Regions from separate parts of the Homo sapiens genome. Here region 2 is linked to region 1. The links are chromatin contacts, found by Hi-C or POLR2A ChIA-PET in ENCODE. All regions are on one chromosome and are shown on one strand. The core of a region is the stretch at or near the end of the contact, and the rest is flanking DNA. Distances in the headings are between cores, read along the strand shown. Region 1 overlaps ZSCAN25 (zinc finger and SCAN domain containing 25). Region 2 holds the start of CYP3A4-AS1 (CYP3A4 antisense RNA 1).

What was found. A loop is a pair of places that touch in the nucleus more often than their neighbours do. ChIA-PET counts read pairs that join two places held with the same protein, here RNA polymerase II (POLR2A). Pooled maps may share reads with other maps.
Region 2: a map of mammary epithelial cell shows a loop between it and region 1 (2.3-fold over the local background). The contact joins the promoter of CYP3A4-AS1 here to the enhancer-like site in region 1. A Hi-C loop is called at or near these places in 1 of 168 maps with a recorded cell type or tissue (mammary epithelial cell) and 1 of 50 pooled maps. POLR2A ChIA-PET finds 5 or more read pairs at or near these places in 4 of 52 experiments (MCF 10A, Panc1, activated CD4-positive, alpha-beta T cell and 1 more).

Annotation. Positions count from the first base shown.
Region 1 is chr7:99,628,958-99,634,676 of GRCh38, reverse strand. It overlaps ZSCAN25 (zinc finger and SCAN domain containing 25), which reads right to left. Exons shown (of 8, transcript NM_145115.3): 8 at 2,269-5,486. The coding sequence ends at 4,657. Among named protein-coding and RNA genes, the nearest start is that of ZSCAN25, 15 kb to the right of the region's middle. RefSeq lists an enhancer at 4,194-4,840. Within about 2 kb of position 2,846, at least 4 of the 41 ENCODE cell types and tissues checked have a DNase peak (open chromatin) inside an H3K27ac peak, as active enhancers do.
Region 2 is chr7:99,760,873-99,766,591 of GRCh38, reverse strand. CYP3A4-AS1 (CYP3A4 antisense RNA 1) reads right to left here and starts at 2,660. Exons shown (of 1, transcript NR_198962.1): 1 at 1-2,660. CYP3A4 (cytochrome P450 family 3 subfamily A member 4) reads left to right here. Exons shown (of 13, transcript NM_017460.6): 9 at 149-215; 10 at 2,577-2,737; 11 at 4,325-4,551; 12 at 5,611-5,719. RefSeq lists an enhancer at 2,681-2,961.

The DNA.
Region 1 (5,719 bases), core at 1,597-4,096:
TACAGGTGCCCACCACCATGCCCAGCTAATTTTGTTTTTTTATATATTTTTAGTAGAGATGGGGTTTCACTGTGTTAACCAGGATGGTCTCAATCTCCTGACCTTGTGATCCACCTGCCTCGGACTCCCAAAGTGCTGGGATTACAGGCGTGAGCCACCGCGCCTGGCCAAATTTTTGCATTTTTAATAAAGACAAGGTCTCACCATGTTGTCCAGGCTGGTCTCGAACTCCTGGCTTCAGGTGATCCGCCCGCCTCGGCCTCCCAAAGAGCTGGGATTACAGGCGTGAGCCACCGCACCTGGCTGAAACCAGCTTATTTTTTAAGAAACAAAGGTTCTCCTTGCCTCTCAGCTGGGATAAAACAGGTACTGAAAGTATTTTAAGCATAATCAGCCTGCAGACAACACCCATAGCACACACTATGACATGGACCAAACTTTCTTGATGAAATATTTCCCCAGGACAGACCTTAGGCAGTTACCTGGTTCTACCACCACCCAGGGGAGAAAACAGAGTTTCTCTTGCAAAGGACAACAGCCTCCCTCATTACCCAGCAGCACGGCACATGCAGCCAGACACTGAAGGTGTACAGCATCATCACAATGTGAGGCAACCACAGATGCCTTGTCATACAAAAGGAGGCCCATCTATGAGTTGACCAAATACCCGTTTGACCTGGAGAGTCCCGGTTTACACCACTGTCCCAGCATAATAAATAGCACCCACTTTCACTCTCAAAAGGGGCAGGAAATACGGAACATTTGCCTGGAACATCTTGTCATGCCAGAAAGCAAAGAAGCTGTCAATGAGAATTAGGGTTATGTCAAAAGGATTCAGGAGCCAAGGTCCAGGGGCCTCCACTGGTCAAAGGTGAAATAATTTGAGCATCAAATTATAACTCCAGCAGACTGATCAATACCAAGTATGTTTAAATCCATGAGTGCAGGCCAGGTGCAGTGGCCCACACCTGTAATCTCAATACTTTGCAAGGCCAAGGAAGGGGTAGCACCTTAGCCTGGCAGTTTGAGGCTGCAGTGAACTACAATTGCACCACTGCATTCCAGCCTGGGTGACAGAGCAAGACTCTGTCTCAAAAAAACCAATAAAAGCAAAAAGCTATGAATGCATTGATTTCTACAGACTTGACTGCCTTTACAGGAAGCAAAAAGTAACTAGCTCATTATTCTGAAAACAGGCAAATAAAGAGGAGGATCAAGCATTTTCTTGCCTTCCCTGTATGAACTATATCTAAGGGTAACCTAAGTTAATGAAGGGAAATTTCTTACAATATTCCAACTACTAAATGATGAAGCATTTACAGAACTAACGAAAGAAGCAGATCTAGGCTTCTAAAATCATATGAAGAGAAACAGGGCATGTCACAATCTATAATGTGTTCTTGCCAAAATGTGAAATATGAATCTGATTACACCACTAAACACTTCTACATTTTTAGATAATACAGAAGGCAGGGAAATATGTTAAATCACGCCATGGGTATGCAAACAGAAAATGCAGAATGATTAGCTGGGCATGGTGGCACATGCCTGTAATCCCAGCTACTTGGGAGGCTGAGGCAGGAGAATCGCTTGAACCCGGGACAGGGAGGTTGCGGTGAGCTGAGACTGTGCCACTGCACTCCAGCCTGGGCAACAGAGCGAGACTCCAGCTCAAAAAAAAAAAAAACAACAGAAAATGCAGAATGTAAAAAACTCTCCAGGATAAATGATCGAGTTTTTTAAAATGAATAAATCTCAAGAAGAAAAGGATAAGTACTACAGATTATAAGCCTTAAGAGACAAAGCAACAAATTATATTATATTGAAAAATTAGGTGGGTTCTTAAAATTCACTGGATATTTTGACATTAAGGAACTGTTTTGTTTTGAGACAGGGTCTTGCTCTGTCTCCCAGGCTGGAGTGCAATGGCACAATCAGGGCTCACTGCAACCTCAACCTCTTGGGGTCAAGTGATGCCCAGCCTCAGCCTCCTGAATAGCTGGGACCACAGGCATGCACCACCCATGCCCAGTTAATATTTGTTTGTAGATGAGGTCTCACTATGTTGCTCAGGCTGGTCTCGAACTCCTCTCAAGCAATCCCACCTTGGCCTCCCAAAGTGGTGGGATCACAGGTGTAAGCCACCACACCCAGCCGCCCTTACCTTTTACAGGTACACACTGAAATGGTTATAAACAACACTTGGGATACACTTCGAAACTTCAGTGGGGGAGGAAGACGGGGAGGAAGGAGTGGACAGAGATGAAACAAGATTGATTATGAGTTTATAATAAAGTCAAATGATAAATACATAAGGATTTATTTATATAGGTTTGAAATTATCTATTATAAAAAAATTTCTAAAGAATAGAAAAATACAGAAAACAAAATATTTCTTAACATTTGAATAGATATGAAAAATCAGACTACCACAATCCCATGGGAAAAACCCCCTACTTAGAGGCTTTTCTGAGACACTGTCCTAAGCTCTTGGCCCCACAGGAGATAGGGAAGAGGCCAGATAGGAAAGTCAGCAAGGCCCAGCTCCTTCTGAAGCTTAAGATATGCCAACTTGCTGAAACCCAGAGGAATGCTGGCTGTGTATGACAAAAGAGCATCTGTGATTCAGGTAATGACAAGCAGCCCCCCGAGGCCTCCCCAGTCCCCACCTGCCTTTGGAAAACCACCCTCTGGGGAAGGCCACACTCAGGCCAGAAGCCTCCCACTGAGTCTGCCTGGCTGTCAGCCCTGCCTAGCTGCTCTGATAATTACGGGGGAAAAAAAGCTGATTTTGCATGTGGACCTCAGTATTACAGAGGAGCAGCAGCAGCCCCGTGTGGACATCTCAGATACATTTACGACCCAGTCAGTGCAGCCTCGTGGGCACAGCTAATGAGCCAGGAAGACCAAGGAGCGTCATTTGCTAAGCCAAAATTAGACACCATGCTGCCTAACAAGAACAGGTGATAAAACCACGTTTCAAAGTGGGCTGAGTAATACAGCTTTGTGTTAGTCATTACCATTTACCTTATTTACAATGGAAAATGAAAAAAAAAAATCTCAGTAAAAGAATCTGGTATTAAGAGGCATCAGAAGACAAACCACATTTTGCAATTATAGGACACTATCAACAAAGGACAAACTCACTCACTCAGCCAGGGTTCAAAGGCACAGCACAATGACACAGCAGTCAGTCCACGCTAGTTATGCAGCTTCCAGAACTTTAAACAGAAATGAAACCCTTAAGTGATGGCACAATAAGGAAGCTTCAACAGTTTACAAATATTGCATCTTCTCATTTTTAAAGAAATGTATTTTTTTTTAATGCCTACAAATATCTTTATTTTTCCTGACTTGGCACTCATGCAAAACAGGTCGCTACCAGCTCATCATCCCCAGTGGGTGTCCAGGACCCCTAGTGCCTTGGATGACAAGGGTCTGGAGGGCAGAGACCATTTAGTAACAAGAGGTAGGTGACAAATGCATTTCAGGGCAAGATGCTGACAAAGCAATGAATACAGGCCCAGAGGATTTGCAGGAATATCCACGGGTTCTGAAGATCAGGTACATCCACGAGACATAAGCTCTACGAGGTCAACAGCTTCTCCCCCTATTTTATTCATGGATGTGTCTCAAGCACCCAGAAGAGTTCCTGACATGTTTGTTACAGGGCCTCAATAAATACTTGGGAAATGGGTCCAATGAGAATGGGGTGAAATTAATTTTATGAACTATAAAGTGCCATCAAATATAGGGCATTAATACTAGAGTTCATCTTTCAGACTCATTTTAATTATAACAGTTCTTTCTAGAGAACTGTTTTTTAAAATACTCTGATGTTTATTCAGTGATCAATAGCAAAATACTAACTTCCTAATAGTTGGTGTGTTGACAGTTGTTATAGTGCAAGGAATAATGGACGGGGAAGTTTTACAGATGAGGATAGAATGTTATAGCCTGACACAGATGAGGCTCCAAATAATGTAAAATTCACACAGTTGCCTGGGAGCAGATCCCAGCTGGGGAGGGAAGATCCAGCACGGGGCAGGAGGGCAGGAGTGGTCATGGGAAGATGTTCTCACGGGCACACAGCACAGATACCCTGAGAATGCCTCGGGTCATGGGCTGTCGCATGCATCCCCAACGCACAACCCCCAGAGGCATCACGTCTAGTCTCTCATTCACCACGGCATTCCCACGGCCAGGTGCTCAGAGGATGTTCAATAAATGTTTGTTCAATGGAAAAGAGAGGGGGTGGGGGAAGAGTCTGAGCTATGACCCTGCAGGCAAGACAGAGCCCTCAGGAAGATGAGGTCCCAGCTACCAACACGTGTCAAGGTTTTGCCTTTACTCCCAGCTTTGTTCGGCAGGGGGACACAGACAGTCCACTGAAGGAGAAAATCTCAGCCTGAACTGAACCGCAGGAGACTGCTTCCCTCAAACATTGGAAGAAAAATTGTTTAGCACCACTTGGGTAAGAGATGGAAGCAGCTATGCTCTCTGGAAGCTCTAAGTAAGCCAGGCCTTGCCTTTCCCGCGTTGGCGAATGGGTGGGAAGGCGATGGGACCAGTGCTTTCCTGCAGCCATCACCTTGCACCCCGCAAGGCCCTGCAGTGAGAAAGATGAATGATGGTGCTGCCTGCCACCTGCTATGCTCACTGCACCAGCGGCTCCTGGCGGTGCTGGGTCTTCTGGTGCCGGTTGAGGATGGACCTCTGGTTGAAGCTTCGCCCGCAGGCAGGACAGTGGTAGGGCTTCTCCCCTGTATGGATTCTCTGGTGTCGGACCAGCCGCTCCCCTTTGCTGAACCGCTTCCCGCACACCTGGCACCCATATGGCTTCTCGCCAGTGTGGGCACGCCGGTGCACCGCCAGATTGGCATTCCTGCTGAAGCTCTTGCCACACTCGCAGGTGTAGGGCTTCTCCCCGGTGTGCGTCCTCCGGTGCACCTGCAGGTGCTGCCTGCGGCTGAAGCTCTTCCAGCAGTCCCCGCACTTGTAGGGCTTCTCCCCAGTGTGGCTGCGCTGGTGCACCTCCAGGTGGTGTCTCTGGCTGAAGGTTTTCCAGCACTCGCTGCACACGTAGGGCCTCTTTCCCAGGTGGGTTCTCTGGTGCTTCATCAGGTATTCTCTCAGGGTAAAGCCCTTCCCACACTCCACACAGCCATAAGACTTCTCTTCGTGGGTTCGCTGGTGCCTGACGAGATTGGAGCTCCGACTGAATCCTTTCCCACACTCAGGGCACTGGAAAGGCTTCCAGAAGGAGCTGTGGGTTTTGACTTCGTCAGGCAGGGGGATGGCACCGTGCTGGGGAGGAGGAAGCCCAGGCGCACTGCCTGCAGGGCCACCAGGCTCCTGCTCACAGACCCTTCCGAGCCCAGGGCCCTGGAGAGAGGCTTCCCCAAACCTCTCTGATGTCAGTGCCACCAGCGCCCCTTTCAGGTCTTCCTGTGGGGGTTTTGCCTCCTTTTCCTTGCTCCCACCGCCTACAGGACAGGAGGAGATAAAGATTGATTCTGTGGTAGCCGCAGGACATTTACATGTTAGAACTCTGCTTCACAGGGGTCCCATTCATGGTTCCTTCTCTTTTTTCCTTTGACCAACAACCTCAACTCAGGCTTTCCTTACTTCTTTTTCCTTATTTCCACCTCCATGTCTTTTTACAGAATAGTCTGCCAAATTCCAGTGCCCGCCCACTTATCTTGCTGCTAATCTAGAC
Region 2 (5,719 bases), core at 1,411-3,910, 130 kb before region 1:
TTTTCACTGGTGATTCAGGCAACATGCATCAGATTTCTGGTCTTCAAGGAGCCATATTCTCAGAAGGGAGATCAAGGACCACGCTTGTGATTTACTTCTGACTTCAGGAGCCACTTTCTGTCAGTGAAATTTCTCTTTTTGCTTCTAGCACCGAGTGGATTTCCTTCAGCTGATGATTGACTCTCAGAATTCAAAAGAAACTGAGTCCCACAAAGGTAACCAGAGTGTTTCTGAGGGCTACTTGTGGGGCACTCAGAGGGAAGGCCTTGTTCTGAAAATGTGCAGGAAGTATTCCAGGATGATGAGAATTTCTGCCACATAGCAGAACGACACATGTTTGAATGTTATAAGTGGTAGTTGGAGGCACTTTCTAGAGGCATGCAGGCATAGATAGCCATGTTCTAAGAGTAAAGGGCAACCCTAAGCAAACCTGGCATGCTAGAAAGTCAGTCTGCGGTCTGTGGATCACCTACATCAGATCAAATGCCAATTCTCAGCCTCCTTCAGATCCACTGAATAAAAATTTCTGCCTAGAAATTTATTAGGTTGCTGCAAAATTAATTGTGGGTTTTTCCATTACTTTTAATTGCAAAAAAATGCAATTAAAAGTAATGGCAAAAACCACAATAACTTTTGCAGCTACCTAATACATCTAACATCCAATCAGGAGCCACGCTGTTCCAAAAGGGGTGATTTTAACTGGCAGTACTTGTTGAAAGTGTGTTCACCAGGTTAATCTACTGCAAAGTTATTTTCCACTTTGGAATGGATTAGTAACTTGTGGGGAAAACCTCTGAGACCGTGTAAATATCCTCTTTGTCTTCAATGTTTCACCTACGAGTTTTACAACCCATGTATGTTTTTTACTGAAGTCACTATTACTATGACAGTGGCAAAATGATGACCATGGTCAATTACAAGCCACCAAGACTTGGCAACCATCTCACAAAATTCCTGAATATTTAACTATTGGTTCTAGAGAGCAGGACTGGGCTTACTCCAGCATACTGCTTTAAATATATCCATGTCTACATCCACTTTTGTCTGTATGTCTATGTATCTATCTATGTATCTATCTAGCTATGTATCTATCTATCTATCTATCATCTATCTATCTATCATCTATCCATCTATCATCTATCATTTATCCATCTATCATCTATCTACTTATATATTATCTATCTATCATCTAACTATTCATCTATCTATCCCAATATAACTTGCTGTGATAAAGGAAATAGTCTATTGTTTTACTGTTTCATATAGAAATCACTAGACACATATGGCTATTGAGCACTGGATATGTGGCTAGTGCCATTGAAGATCAATTTTAAATGGTATTTCAGTTTAATTTAATAAAATTTGATTTTAAATAGCCACTAGTGGGTAGTGGCTACCATATTGGACAGCAGAGCTCTAAACTTTGAGATTATAGTTCAATTTCACATCAGTATCATCAGGTTCATGATAACTGAATACTATGATTAGGTAGTTGAATTTACTTATAACTGCATCACAGAAGTCTTCACTGGTAAATCACAGCTCTGTCGACCTTTCTCACACTCCTTTCATATTGGTTTTGGTTGTGAATTACATGGTTGGAGCAGGCATTATATTTATTTCTATGTTCCAGGTCTCTAAAGGTCCTAATCCAGTCCTGATCAAACAGACCAGTGATGGACCATCCTGAGCTTCTCTCAGGAGAAAAATCAAGAGGGGCCCAACTTGTAATCATAGGAGCTTATGCTATTTTAATGCCATCCATCAGACTACAATCAATTACCACTCATCTAGCTTTTTGTCCATCTCTCATTCTTGTACATCCTGAGATAGTCAATTCTGAGAACTGTAGCCTAGATCTATCACCTGATGCCTCTCAAAGATATAATCCGTGCTTCTCAAGCTAGGCTATGCACACAAATCACTGCATCTTGTGAAAGTTCAGATTTTGAATCAGTAGTTCAAGGGTGGGGTTTGAGATTTTGCATTTCTAATGAGCTCTCAGATGCTTCTGACCCATGGACCACACTTTGAATACCAAGAAGTGGTCTGTAGACCAATATTGGTCCCTTAAGTTCCCTCAAACATATCTTCGGGAAACGTCCTTTGATTTTCCCTACATTTAACCATTAGTGTTGCAAATTCTCTCAAAGTTTGTCAAGATATATTGTAGCTAAAATAAATTACATTTTTCTTGGGGGAGAGTACTACCTCATATTAACTTACAATAAAGTACTTTTAGGATCATTCAAGGAACACACCCATAACACTGAGTATGTTATGCGGAAATGCTCTCTCTGGAAATTACACAGCTGTGCAGGTGGCGGGGGTGGCATGAGGAGGAGTGGATGGCCCACATTCTCGAAGACCTTGGGGAAAACTGGATTAAAATGATTTGCCTTATTCTGGTTCTGTAAGATACACATCAGAATGAAACCACCCCCAGTGTACCTCTGAATTGCTTTTCTATTCTTTTCCCTTAGGGATTTGAGGGCTTCACTTAGATTTCTCTTCATCTAAACTGTGATGCCCTACATTGATCTGATTTACCTAAAATGTCTTTCCTCTCCTTTCAGCTCTGTCCGATCTGGAGCTCGTGGCCCAATCAATTATCTTTATTTTTGCTGGCTATGAAACCACGAGCAGTGTTCTCTCCTTCATTATGTATGAACTGGCCACTCACCCTGATGTCCAGCAGAAACTGCAGGAGGAAATTGATGCAGTTTTACCCAATAAGGTGAGTGGATGGTACATGGAGAAGGAGGGAGGAGGTGAAACCTTAGCAAAAATGCCTCCTCACCACTTCCCAGGAGAATTTTTATAAAAAGCATAATCACTGATTCTTTCACTGACTCTATGTAGGAAGGCTCTGAAAAGAAAAAGAAAGAAACATAGCAAATGGTTGCTACTGGCAGAAGCGTAAGATCTTTGTAAAACGTGCTGGCTCTGGTTCATCTGCTTTCTATTACTACAATAATGCTAAGTAAAAAACCTCCAAAAACCTCAGTGGCATCTAACAATAAGCATTTGTTGCTCACACTCATTTCACATTGGTTTTGGTTGTGAATTACATGTTTGCAGCAGGCACCATAGTGGTGTGTGATGTCCCCTTAGCTGTATCCACATATGGACACAGGAATTTGCTCTTTTTATCTCTTTTTATTTTCTTGGTTACAGACATGTGACTTTTTTTTTTGAAAGGTAACAATCACTTTCTCATATGTTATTTGATGCTAGTGGTCATAGCCTATTAGTCACATTTGTTTCAATGAGAAAGAAAAACCAGTACACGGTTATGCTAAGGATTTCAGTCCCTGGGGTGAGAGCCGTCTCGAATGTCTCCCCACTTCATAACTCCTCCACACATCATAGTTGGATAGTGAGCTCTGCTGATATTGGCAGGACTTGCTCTGGTCTGGCTGTAGTCTGACGGAGCCTGGCCCTGGGTGTGCTGTGCAGGCTGACTCAGCTCTCCCCACACCTATCTCATGTTCCAGTCAGGCAGTAACTGGTGAAGAAGCCAAGCTAGGAACCAGGATATCTGGCTCCTGAGCTAAAGTCTTAAAACACTATCATATTGCCTTCCAAATATAACACCAAATACTAGGTGCATATCACCCACACTGTTTTCAGACCTCTGCCAAAATTGGGATTCTTTGTGGTATGAAGAGACACGGCTTTGGGGCTGGCCCGGCTGTGGCAGTGAGGTGAACACAAAGGGATGTTCTTCAGAGATTACAGTCCAGCCCTGAAGCAACAACTAGGAGACTGTTTCAGCAAGTGAGGACAGGGCTGTGTGGGGTTCTATCCTCTTTATAACTTCCACTAGCACTGAAATCGTGTTCTCTGGTTACATCCAACCAGAACCTTCTTTGTCATTTTTGGGATAGAAAGGGACTAGTTTATCCTCAAATTATTTATGGAGATTTTATATAATATAGTGTTTCTCTCCACATTTTCTGTATATAACAAAAGTCCTCCTTTTAGTGTGTGTATACACATATATATACACATATATATGTGTGTGTGTATGTGTGTGTGTATATATATATAGACATATATACACGGTTATGCTAAGGATTTCAGTCCCTGGGGTGAGAGCCTTCCCGAATGCTTCCCACCTTCATAACTCCTCCACACATCTCAGTGGGCCACTGAGCACAGCAATGGGCATGACAGTTATTAAAACACTTTATAAATGCTTCGATCCTTTACCAGTATGAGTTAGTCTCTGGAGCTCCTAATACTTCATTAGTACTGCATGGACTGAGTTAAAAGTTAATTCAAAATCTCAATTTATCCAAATCTGTTTCGTTCTTTCCAGGCACCACCCACCTATGATACTGTGCTACAGATGGAGTATCTTGACATGGTGGTGAATGAAACGCTCAGATTATTCCCAATTGCTATGAGACTTGAGAGGGTCTGCAAAAAAGATGTTGAGATCAATGGGATGTTCATTCCCAAAGGGGTGGTGGTGATGATTCCAAGCTATGCTCTTCACCGTGACCCAAAGTACTGGACAGAGCCTGAGAAGTTCCTCCCTGAAAGGTACAAGGCCCCTGGGAAGGGAGCCCTCCCTGAACCAGCCTGGTTCAAGCATATTCTGCCTCTCTTAATCTACAGGACAGTCATGTGGTTGTATAATTATTTGCTTGTATTTTTATATTTAGAGATTTTTTTAATCATCAAATTGATTATTGTCACACTTTACAAACCATAGACTAGAAAAAAGAAAACTACAGTCATCCACAATTCCAACAACTTACGATGAAGGTCATCAGTTATGTCCTTATGGGTCATCAGTGTCCAAAATGTAAGGACTCTTTTAAAAACACATGATCACAATGCTATTATTATGTCCCCCAAATGAATATTTTTTTCATAAATATAATCAAATATTTAGGAATAACATTTTAATAAAAAACATGCATCTAATCTTCAAAGAATTTTATAGCTTACTGGAACAGATAGACAAAGAAAGCAGTGATGATACTGCATTACATCGGTACAGTAGCATCATATGCCTGTGTAAATTATCTGACTTCAACTATTCTATGGAGGTGTGGGGGAGAAAGAGGGAGAGATGGAGAGAAGAAGAAGGAGGAGAAGGAGGGAGAAGACAAGGTAAGGAGGAGAAGGAGGAGAATTAGAAAAACAAGAGAGGAGATGAGAAGGAAAGTGCAAAATAACAATTTTGAAATAGTACAAGACAATTTCCCCTTCTCCTTCCTCATGACCAATGTAAGTGTGACTTGAGGCAGGAACCTACTTTTCCATCAGTCAGTCCCATCACTTATGTGCCTTTTATAGTGTGGACACATCACCACCCTGAATATAATTTCAGTGTTTAGAAATAAGTATTCTTTGCAACACTATTTATCTCATCTCAACAAGACTGAAAGCTCCTATAGTGTCAGGAGAGTAGAAAGGATCTGTAGCTTACAATTCTCATAGCAAAATAAGCATAGCAGGATTTCAATGACCAGCCCACAAAAGTATCCTGTGTACTACTAGTTGAGGGGTGGCCCCTAAGTAAGAAACCCTAACATGTAACTCTTAGGGGTATTATGTCATTAACTTTTTAAAAATCTACCAACGTGGAACCAGATTCAGCAAGAAGAACAAGGACAACATAGATCCTTACATATACACACCCTTTGGAAGTGGACCCAGAAACTGCATTGGCATGAGGTTTGCTCTCATGAACATGAAACTT